Regions from separate parts of the Homo sapiens genome. Here region 2 is linked to region 1. A link is a loop called in an ENCODE intact Hi-C map of the cell type or tissue named here. Cell type or tissue: heart right ventricle. All regions are shown on one strand. Each heading gives the region's core, and the rest is flanking DNA. Links, peaks and the distances in the headings are about the cores only. Region 1 has its middle 14 kb from the start of AKR1C2. Region 2 holds the start of LOC124902366 (a long non-coding RNA gene).

The links. Peaks named below come from ENCODE experiments on the same cell type or tissue, not always from the same donor. Only the 100,000 strongest peaks of a DNase experiment are listed, where the experiment ranks them.
Region 2: it touches region 1 in a loop (2.0-fold over the local background); 9 of 110 quality-filtered maps call a loop at or near these places.

Annotation. Positions count from the first base shown.
Region 1 is chr10:5,015,664-5,021,042 of GRCh38, reverse strand. It overlaps a transcript of AKR1C2 not described here. Among named protein-coding and RNA genes, the nearest start is that of AKR1C2, 14 kb to the right of the region's middle. RefSeq lists a cis regulatory region at 453-810. In heart right ventricle, for the core only: a CTCF peak has its summit at 1,946; a DNase peak (open chromatin) is centred at 1,990; H3K27ac peaks cover 3,256 bases.
Region 2 is chr10:5,068,761-5,074,139 of GRCh38, reverse strand. The region is part of intron 3 of LOC107984198 (a long non-coding RNA gene); the gene reads right to left. LOC124902366 (a long non-coding RNA gene) reads left to right here and starts at 1,171. Exons shown (of 2, transcript XR_007062039.1): 1 at 1,171-5,379. It also overlaps a transcript of AKR1C3 not described here. In heart right ventricle, for the core only: no CTCF peak of the experiment used is centred there; a DNase peak (open chromatin) is centred at 2,349; H3K4me3 peaks cover 667 bases; H3K27ac peaks cover 3,163 bases.

The DNA of each region.
Region 1 (5,379 bases), core at 58-5,057:
AGGCTGTCCCCACATAGATGTGAGCCTCTCAGGGGCTCCCCAAGCTGCTCTCAGGAAGGCAGGTGGCGGCCTGTGGAGAAGCTTCTCAGACAGACCTTTAAAGTGTCAGGATCTTAGTCTGTTTTTCCTGGAAGTTAATCTTTCTTTGATCCAATAAGGCATATAAAGGGGTCCTCAGAGAAAGGCTTTTACCCTCTGTTCACTTCACTAATGTACATTTCCTCAGCACTTACAAATCTCTGCGAGAGAAGAAAGCTTTTCAGGTCTTTCTGTGTGTCGGCAGCCTCTCTGAATTGTGACCCCTCTGAATAGTCATATAAAAATATGCCAGAAAAGTACATTTTGAGTAGCACATTTTGCTTTCCTTCACCCTGTGTAACACGTCTTAAAAACAAGAGTGTACCATGAGGTCCACAGCCGGTGGCCCCACTCCTGCCTCCTGAACAAAAGCTTCAACAAAAGGGATAATTTAAAAATGAGCAGCTCTATTTCATGGGCCTCTTTCCAACCACCTGGCACTAAAGTAAAAGACCGGTGCAACTCAGAACAGGTGCAATGATCCAGGCTGGTGATTGGCAGGTCTAAAATGCCACCCAAGTCCCCTAGTCACTGTGAGTCAGCAAGATTTTCCAGAGAAGGAGGTTGGAGATAACACTATCAAATCACTTTTAGATGATCATGCCTGGTGAATGTGAGTGCCTTAATGAGGGGTGGGGTAGAGCAGGCATGTCTGATACATGAAAGCAAATGGGCCTGCTCCACACATCGCTCAGCAAACAGCCGTCTCAAGCTGCTCTTCTCTTATTTAATAATGAGGCAGTCACTTGCTTCAACAGAAAACATTTTCAACTGACTACATTATCCCATAAAGCAAAGGTATACGGTTGAAATCATATATGTTCTTAACATTTCTGGACCCTCCTATACCTATGAATAAATTTAAATGACTTGCTTATTCCAAAATGAAATTCCTATGTTATTTAGAAAACATGTTGAGGAAAATATTGGACTGGAGAGAAAAACAACTCACAAAGAGTCCTGTACTCTTCCGGTGACCTACTTCGCATTTGGAAGTTTGGTTACTTTTTATGCCAATCAAAACATCCTGCCATGTAACTATGGAGCATGTTCAGTAAAATCAAATGTTTTACCCACACAGAAAATAAAAATGAACTTTAATGTTTTTGCCTTGGTCTTCAAAAATGCACCCAAAGGAGAAACACTGCATTTCCCAAACAGGACAAAGTGATTTGGTGCCAATCTCTTAAGAATGAAGAATGAAGTGTTTAGCTAGTTTGAGAGTCAAGAAAAACTGAGAAATGCAGAACTCAAGTTTCCACTTGAAAATCATTGTAACAAGTGACAGGAGGAAAGAAAATCCTGTAGTCTTGGCATGACCCATCATTTTTAAGGGATTTTTCTATACCATCTCTGTTTATTGATTGTATAACCCTGGATGCCAAGAAGGTATAAAATCCCATGTCCAGGCATCAATACAGGCCCTCTGCTCTCAATGAGAGAAAAATACCTAGGACTTGTGGGGATACAAGGAATCCTTTGTCCAAGTGATTAGTCTTTGGTCTTTAACACTCAGCCTAGTACATTTTGGGTTGGGAGAGGGGAAAAATGGGGAATATTAACCTCATCACTAAACTAACACTAATATTCTTTAGTGGAAAAAAGGTTATCCTGTCGAACCAGCAAAATGGCTAGAGGTTTCTGCAGACATTCTAGTTCATCCAAAAGTTTTAATTAATTTTAATAATCTTAGTGAGGTGCTAAAAGAGGGACCCTAATGGGATGTGAGACTCCCAAACTCAAAGAGATTCTAGTTTCATGAAAAGCAAATTCTGTGACTTCACAAACTAGATATTTCATTAAGGTCACAATGTAGCCAAGCAATTCTGGGCATGACTGTTTAAAACAGGAATGTGAAACCAGAGCAAAGGCAGCCCTCCTTTGGCTGGGCGATGGCATAGCAGACCAGGAACTTTCCCCCACATGGTGCTCTATACAGGACAGGGGTGAATCAGCTCAGCTACACCATGTGCCTTAGAGACTCTGAACATGAGACATGTGGAAAAAGACCCTAAAAAACAATTACAGGCAGAATGCAGGAAAAACAGCCAGATCACCAGGCGTGGTGGCTCATACCAATAATTCCAGCATTTTGGGAGGCTGAGCCAGGAGGATCTCTTCAGCTCAGACCAACCTGGAACACACCACAAGAACTTGTCTCTGCTAAAAGGAAAAATTTTAAAAATTAGCTGGGTGTAGTGGCACCTGTCTGTAGTCTCAGCTACTTGGGAGGCTGAAGTAGAAGGATTGCTTGAACCCAGGAGGTCAACGCTGCAGGGCACTGTGATTGCACCATTGCACTTAAATCTTGGCAAAATTTTTTACAGTGGCAACACAGGTTATGGGATGGAGAGAAGAACAAGCCTGGCTAGCAAACGAGGTTTCATTATTTAGATGAAATCTCCCAGGAAGCAGCCCTCAGAGAGAACAGCTGGGAAATGTTTTTCTTTAGACCTTTAAAGGTATCAGATTCTCAGTTAATCTTTCTTCTATCCAAGAGAGATTCTCAGAGAAAGCCCAGCTGTAACAATGCAAATTTTCTCTACAGATGCAAGTCTTTCCCACTAAAGACAGCTTTTTGGCTCTTCTCGTATTTCCTGCCCTTCTGAATAGCTGTCTTGAAATGTGTCAAAGAAATTTATTTTAGTGCAAAATGTATTGGTTCCCTTGAAGCTCAACTCTGACTCCAAGTAAGACAAGAGGGGATTTATAACCATAGAGCACGGTGAGGTCAGAGGAGAAAAAATTGCTAAGAGGAAGCACCAGAGGTTAGGGTGGCAACAGCAAGGCAGAAATTCTGGAATACCAAACGATATGGTTTGGTTCTGTGTCCCCACCGAAATATCATGTCAAATTGTAATTCCCGGTGTTGAAGGAGGGGCCTAGTGGGAGGAGATTGAATCATGAGGGCTGACTTTCCTTTTACTCTTCTCATAATAGAATTCTCATGAGATCTGGTTGTTTGAAAGTGTGTAGCACCTCCACCTTCTCTCTCTCTCTCCCTCTCCCTCTCCTGCCAGCCAAGTGAAGACATGCTTACTTCCCCTTCACCTTCCTTCATGATGGTAAGTTTCCCGAGGCCTCCCGTGCCATGCCTTCTGTACAGCCTGCAGAACTGTGAGTCAATTAAACCTCTTTTCTTTGTAAATTACCCAGTCTCAGGTAGTTCTTTATAGCAGTGGGAGAATAAAATAATACAGAAAATTGGTACTAAATAGTGAAGCATTGATATAAAGATACCTGAAAATGTCAAAGCAAATTTGGAACTGGATAGGTAGTAGGTGTGATTGGAAGAGTTTAGAGGGCTCAGAAGAAGATGGAAAGATGAAGGAGGGTTTTGACTTCCTAGAGACTTGAATGGTTATGAAGAAAATGCTGATAGGGATATGAACAATGAAGTCCAGGCTGAGGAGTTCTCAGATGGAGATGAGAAACTTATTGGGAACTGGAGTAAAGGTCACTCTTCCTATGCTTTAGCAAAAAGATTGGCATCATCGTGTTCCTACCCTAGAGATCTGTGTCACTTTGAGCTTGAGTGAGATGATTTAGGGTATCTGATGGAAGAAATTTCTAAGCATCAAAGCAAGCAAGATGTGGCCTGGCTGCCTCTAACAGCATATTCTCACGTGCATGCCCAAAGAGATTATCTGAAACTGGAACTCATATTTAAAAGGGAAGCAGAAGATAAATGTTTGAATAACTTGAGCCTGGCCATGTAGCAGAAAAGAAAATATTATTTTCTGAGGAAGAATTCAAGGTGGTTGCAGAAATTTGCATGAGTAAAGAAGAGCCAAATGTTAATAGCCAAGACAATAGGGAAAAATGCCTCCAAGGTATTTCAGAGACCTTCAAGGTAACCCCTTCTATCACAGACCTGGAGGTTTAGGAGAGAAAAATAATTTCATGGGCCAAGCCCAGGGTCCTACTGCTCTGTGAAGTCTTGGGACATGGCACCCTGCATACCAGCCACTTCAGCCCCAGCCATGGCTAAAAGGGCCTCAGATACATCCTGAGCTATTGTTTTAGAGGATGCTAGCCCCAATGTGTGGTGACTTCCATGTAGTTTTAAGCCTGTGCCTGCTCAGAGACTAAGAGATGAGGCTTGGGGGCCTCTGCCTAGATTTCAGAGAATGTATAAAAATGCATGGACGTCCAGGCAGAAGCCTGCTGCAAGGGTGGAACACTCATGGAGAACTTCTTCTAGGGCAGTGTGGAGGGGGAATGTGGGGTTTGAGCTCCCACACAAAATTTCCACTGGGGCACTGCCTAGTGGAGCTATGAGAAGAGGGCCACCATCCTCCAGAACCCAGAATGGTATATCCACTGAAAGCTCATACTGTGTGCCTGGAAAAGCTGCAGACACTCAATGCCAGCCAGTGAAAGCAGCCATGGGGCCTTTACCCTGTATAGCCACAGAGGTAGAGCTGCCCAAGACCCTGGGAGCCCACCTCTTGCATTAGTGTGGCCTTGATATGAGACATGGAGTCAATAGAGATTATTTCGGAGCTTTGAAATTTATTGACTGCCTTTCTGGGTTTTGGACTTTTATGGGGCCTGTAGCCCCTTTGTTTGGGCCAATTTCTCCATTTTGGAACAGAAGCATTTACTCAATACCCCATTTCCATTGTATCTAGAAAGTAACTAACCTATTTTTGATTTTATGACTCATAGTTGGAAGGGACTTGCCTTGTCTCAGATGAGACTTTAGAATTGGACTTTTGAGCTAATGCTGAAATAAGTTAAGACTTTGGGGGACTGTTAGGAAGGCATAATTATCTTTGGAAATGTGAAAAGAATGTGAGATTTGGAAGGGGCTGGGGCGGAGTGATATGGTTTGGCTCTGTGTCCCCACCCAAATTACATGTGAAATTCTAGTTCCCACTGTTGGGGAAGGGGCCTGGTGGGAGGTGATTGAATCATGGAGGCTGACTTCTCTCTTGCTGTTCTCATCATATGGTTCTCCTGAGATCTAGTTGTTTGAAAGTGTGTAGCACCTCCACCTTCTTTCTCTCTCTCTCTCTCTCCTGCCAGCAATGTGAATATATGCTTGCTTCCCCTTTGCCTTCCTCCGTGATTGTAAGTTTCCTGAGGCCTCCACAGCCATACTTTCTGTACAGCCTGTGGAACTGTGAGTCAATTAAACCTCTTTTCTTTGTAAATTACCCAGTCTCAGGTAGTTCTTTAGTTCTTTATAGCAGTGTGAGAATGGACTAATACACAAGAATACAGTCAGAGCAAAGTTTCACTATTCTCACATTTCCTCGGTACTAATCAAATATGTCCATGCTCTGCTCTTGGCCG
Region 2 (5,379 bases), core at 314-5,313, 53 kb before region 1:
CCGGAAAGGTGGGACAACTTGAAGTGGGGAGGGGGCTTCCAGGTCATAGATAGATAAGAGACAAATGGTTACATTCTTTTGAGTTTCTGGTTAGCCTCTGCAAAGGAGGCAATCAAATATGTAATTATCTCGGTGAGCAGACGGGTGACTTTGAATAGAATGGGGGGCAAGTTTGTGCTGAGCAGTTCCCAGCTTGACTTTTTTCTTTAGCTTAGTGATTTTGGGGCCCTAAGATTTATCTTCCTTTCCCAAGAGTGAAATATTTTGGTTTCCTTCAAGCTCAACTCTGCCTTCAACCAAGACAAGTGGGGATTTACAACCACAGAACAGGGTGAGGTCAAGGAGGAAGAATTACTAACAAGAAGCACCCAAGGTGAGGGTGATGTTCTTGATAGCAGCAAGGCAGAAACTCTGGAATACCAAAATACAGTCATGGCAGTCTTTTCATTTTTCTCATGTCTCCTTGGTACTAATCAAATATGTCAATGCTCTGCCCTTGGCCCTCTTGAGAAGGTGGGGTTTTCAATTCTTCATATGGTTCTGTGATCTGGGCTGGAGCTGCTCGCTGAGTCATGTGGGTAAGACTGAGAGAGAAAGGGGGTCCATGTGCTCAGGACAGTGGATGTAATTGGGCTGTCCCACTGAGGAGTCTGTGTAGGGGAGGGTTGTTCTATGTCTTCCATTATGTTACCAAAGGTAGAAATTATGGGCCTATGGGGATCTCCAATCTCAATCTTTTACCTAATTTGGGACAACTGTCAAGTCTGTTCTCCTTTATATTGGAGAATAATGTTAAAAATGAAATCTCCTGCCATTCTACAAAACTCTCTATAAAGTAGAAAATAAAGAAAATAATTTTCTTATTAAAAAAGCATTAGGGCTGGGTGCAGTGGCTCACACCTGTAATCCCAGCAATTTGGGAGGCTGAGGCAGGCGGATCATGAGGACAAGGGTTCGAGACCAGCCTGGCCAACATGGTGAAATCACATCTCTACTAAGAATACAAAAATTAGCTGGGTGGGGTGGTGCCTGCCTGTAATCCCAGCATCTTGAGAGGCTAAGGCATGTGAATCACTTGAACTCAGGAGGCGGAGGTTGCAGTGAGCCAAGATTGTGCCACTACACTCTAACCTGGGAGAAAGAGCAAGACTCTGTCTCGAAAATAAATAAATAAACAAATAAAATTTAAAAAGCATTAAACCAGGCTGCAATGTGCATCACAGGTAACATGCTAAAGAGATTACAAAGACAGAAAGAAATCTCACCCCTTTATATAGCCAAGAAATATAATCCTTACATGCATCTTCTTGAGATAAATGATAACTGGTCTTCATGTAATAAGGCCTAACACCACCATTTTTTATAACATTCTTTCAAACATTCTTTTTATAACATTCTCCATCCTAAATTCACCTGGTAATTGGGGTATCCTTCTGTGCTAGACAGTCACCTTTATCCCAAGGAAAAATAACATTTCTTTATGACAAGCAGGCAGTTGTAGCTTGGAGTAAGGGGCCCATGGAGATAGGAAGTTATCTTTCTTGATATTTTCATTTCCAAAGAGTTGTCTCTCTTACCCTTAACACAACACTGGCAGGTTGCAATTCTGGCTAGAGGCTTAGTCAGCTTTTCAAAAAACTGACATGCATAATAAAGGGACTAAGGAAGAGTTTACAAATACAATTTTTTTCTTAAGAAAATAGTCTAAGACATGAGCATAGAAGAAAAGGTCTCTATCCTTATTGGCAACAGGAAAAACTCAGCTTTTACAAATGACCCTTACATTTGCCTAGAAACTTGAAGTTCAAGCAAGCATGCTTTCTAAACAGAAGGCTTTAAAGATTCTAATTGCAGTCACATACTCTCCTCCCTGAGGTGGATCATTACCTCGTATTTTAGTGATCAAATATAAGCATTTATTTTGACTTATGCCAGGGTTTGGCCATAAATTAAACACATTTGTAAATCCCTAATACTTAAATTGCTGCTCAATAGTACTAGAACCCAGAGATAAGTGTCACATAGGCTGGTCTTCATTCCCACCTGTCTGTAGCTATTAAATCATAAGAGCCAGAAAAAAAACAAATTCTGCTATTGCTAAAGTCAAAGACAAAGAAAGCTGGGTACTGATTAACATGGTGAGGACAGGTTTTATCAGTAACATAACATCGCAGTAGAGAAGAGGTCCAGCGTGAACTGAACTGAACTATGATCTATGCAAGATGACTCAGCATTTTAAAGGGAAAATGAGGGAGAAGGGAAAGGCTGAGCAGAGACTGAGTGGAATCAGCCAAGCGGAAAATTACAAAAAGTAGGAAGGGGCTGCTTGGGCCATGTGATTAGTCCCTCTGGGTTTGCTAACTGGAACTAAGGGAAGTTGGACTCCTGCCCTCTGTGAGACTGGGAGACAGGCATTTCTTCAGACATTGCTGGAACAAATACTGAATTCTTTTGGAAGCCGTGAGTTTTCTCAGGCTGGCTCTTTAACAGGGCTTGGTTATCTATTGATGTAGCCTTGAACTGTTAGAAATTATGTTTGGGTGTGTTCAGATCCTTACAGACCAAGGCGAGGCCTATTTCAAAAGAGACTCAGAGGAGCCTGGGGAAAGTCTGTTCAAGAAGAGAATCCGTGCCACTGTGTGGGGTGGTCTGTGCCTTAGTCACCGTGAGTTGTGAAAAACAGGTGTTACCAGTACTGACACGCCTCTAAGGAGTCTTTGTCATATTTGATTTGGTCCTCATGCTCTTTGGATTTTACTCTCATTATGTAGAGAGGGAATAGACAGAGCCCATGAGAGCAGGGAGAGTCTCTGCCACTGATCTCCCTTGCTTATTTATTCTCTTGCTCCTGATCTCTTACTCTCCTGCTTTGCACCATGGAGCACCACAGCAGGAAGGCTCTCATCCAATGAGATCACTATGGCCTTGGAATTTCCAGCCTCTGGAGCCATTAGCCAAATATACCTCTATTGTGTAAGAACCAGCCAGTTACAGTTATTTTGTTATAGCAACATAAAGCACAGTAAGATACAGCCATATAATTCTCTGTAAATAAGTGGAAATCCATTGTGAGGCAACAAAAAGAAATGTTTCCAGAGTAGCTGGGACAATCCACTTCAGCCCATCAATACCACCCCATAGAAGCAAAGCAGACATGAAGATCACCTATCAGGGCTCCTAAAATACCCCCAAAACACTGGTTAAGTCTAAGCCTCCTTCTAACAGGCTGTCTTAGTTCATGACAGCTGCTATAACAAAAGACTGCAGACTGGTTAGTTATAAATATCAGGCATGGATTGCTCACAGATCTGGAGGCTAGAAGCTCAAGATCAAGTGCAGACAAATTTAGTGTCTAGTGAGGCCCTGCTTCCTGACTCATAGATAGCTGTCCTCTTTCTATCCTCATGTCACAAAAGGGACAAGCACTCTCTCTTGAATCTCTTTAACAAGGACACTAATCCCATTTATTATGGTTCCACACTCAAGATCCAATTGAGACAGAAAAATAGGGTCTGGAGACAGGGAACACAAGGCCAATTCACACTTCAGCTATGACAGGAAATGTCCTCTCCATAAGGTATATTCCAGGTAAATGACTTTGTAACCTCACTTCACCCTTTTCATTTACATAGTGTGTACACCAGGCAACCAGTGAAAATCCCTAGAGAGTATTTAAACCCCCACAAATTCTGTAACGAGGCCCTTGAGCCACTACGCTCAGGCCCACTTCCACAATGTGGAGTGTACTTTTATTTTCCATAAATATCTACTTTTGTTGCTTCATTATTTCTTTGCTTTTTTGTGCATTTTGTTGAATTCTTTGTTCAAGATGCTGAGAACCTGGACACCCTCCACTGGTAACATATTTTGCTGAGCCAGCCAGGAGAAATTCCAGCAGAAGCTAGGCCCAAAGATTAGGATTTATTTCTCTCCTTTCCTTTCTGTTTCATACAGGGGAATCTCTCCTTGGTGGGCAGTGCCTAAACACAGAGAAAACTGCAGAATTCTGGCTATGGCCAGTGAAAACTAAGGGTGTCCATGTGAAGGCACCTAACCGTCACCAACCAGTTTGCTTAAGGGACCTGGGTCTTCTCTTTTTTTCCTTTCTTTCATTTTCAGCCTCTCAACAACTGCTTTCTAGCAGCTCCTTGAAAATTGAAGGCAATTGGCTGGAGTCACTCCCAGGTATTGCCTGAAGGCCTAGGAATGAATGGGACTATTTGCCCTGCGCAGAAGGCGGAAGGGCTCTTTTCCTTTTTTTTTTTGAGACAGAGTTTCACTCTTATTGCCCAGGCTGGAGTGCAATGGTGTGATCTCAGCTCACCACAACCTCTGCCTCCTGGGTTTAAGCAATACTCATGCCTCAGCCTCCCAAGCAGTTGGAACTACAGGTGCCTGCCACCATGCTGGGCTAATTTTTGTATTTTTAGTAGACGGGGGTTTCACCATGTTGGCCAGGCTCATCTTGAACACCTGACCTCAAGTGATCCACCTGTCTTGGCCTCTCAAAGTGCTGGAATTACAGGCATAAGCCACCATGCCTGGCCAGGAATTCTTGCTTTTTAGGGTTTCGCTTAAGTTTTAGGTTATAAGGATAAGAATTCTAGTTAACACATAATTCAGTAGGCAAAATGTGCTGGAAAAGATTATGTTAGTAGTGAGAAAAAGAATAACTTTGTATAATTCAGAAGTTATCAAATTCTAACTAACTTTTTGGATTTTAGGCTTCTAGACAGTTTAAGCATGTTGAATATACTTTCATAAATAGAATTTGAGTTCTATTTCTCTCTCTGCCTAATTTCTTCAAAATTTGTAAACTATTTGTGAATATTCTTAATTCATGGCAATATGTTTGTCTGCATACAGTTGAGCAGGGTCCCTAGGGCCACTCAGGGAGAAAGAACCCAGAAACCAGACATGCTTGCAAAAGAATATTTCTTACCAGTTAGTCTCTGGTCTCTTTCGCTCTGTGCAAACTGGTTAAATGAAAGGTAAAAGTCACCATTTGTCCCTTCTGTAAAGTTTTAAATTGGTTTAATAATAATATAAGAGCTTAAATCAAATATTTTGTCAGAAAAGTGAAAAATGTAATGCTTTTTATTTAGTTCATGTGACTTGAGTAATCTTTAGGAAATAAACAGTTTTAAAGATTATTGGTAAAATACAGTTGTCTTGAAAATGTAAACATGTGGTCTAAGTTATGTTCAAATATTAGGTTTGCTAAATGCTTTAAGGTCATAAACTGCTTCTTTGGTGTTTGAAATTTGTTTAACTTGCCTGCTTTCCAGCTAGGTAAGGCCTGAGGACAGCCCACTCGGGATGGCCCTGGGGGCTTCTGAGATGAAAGAGGCCTTCTTGGGAGGCTCCCAGCATTCCCTG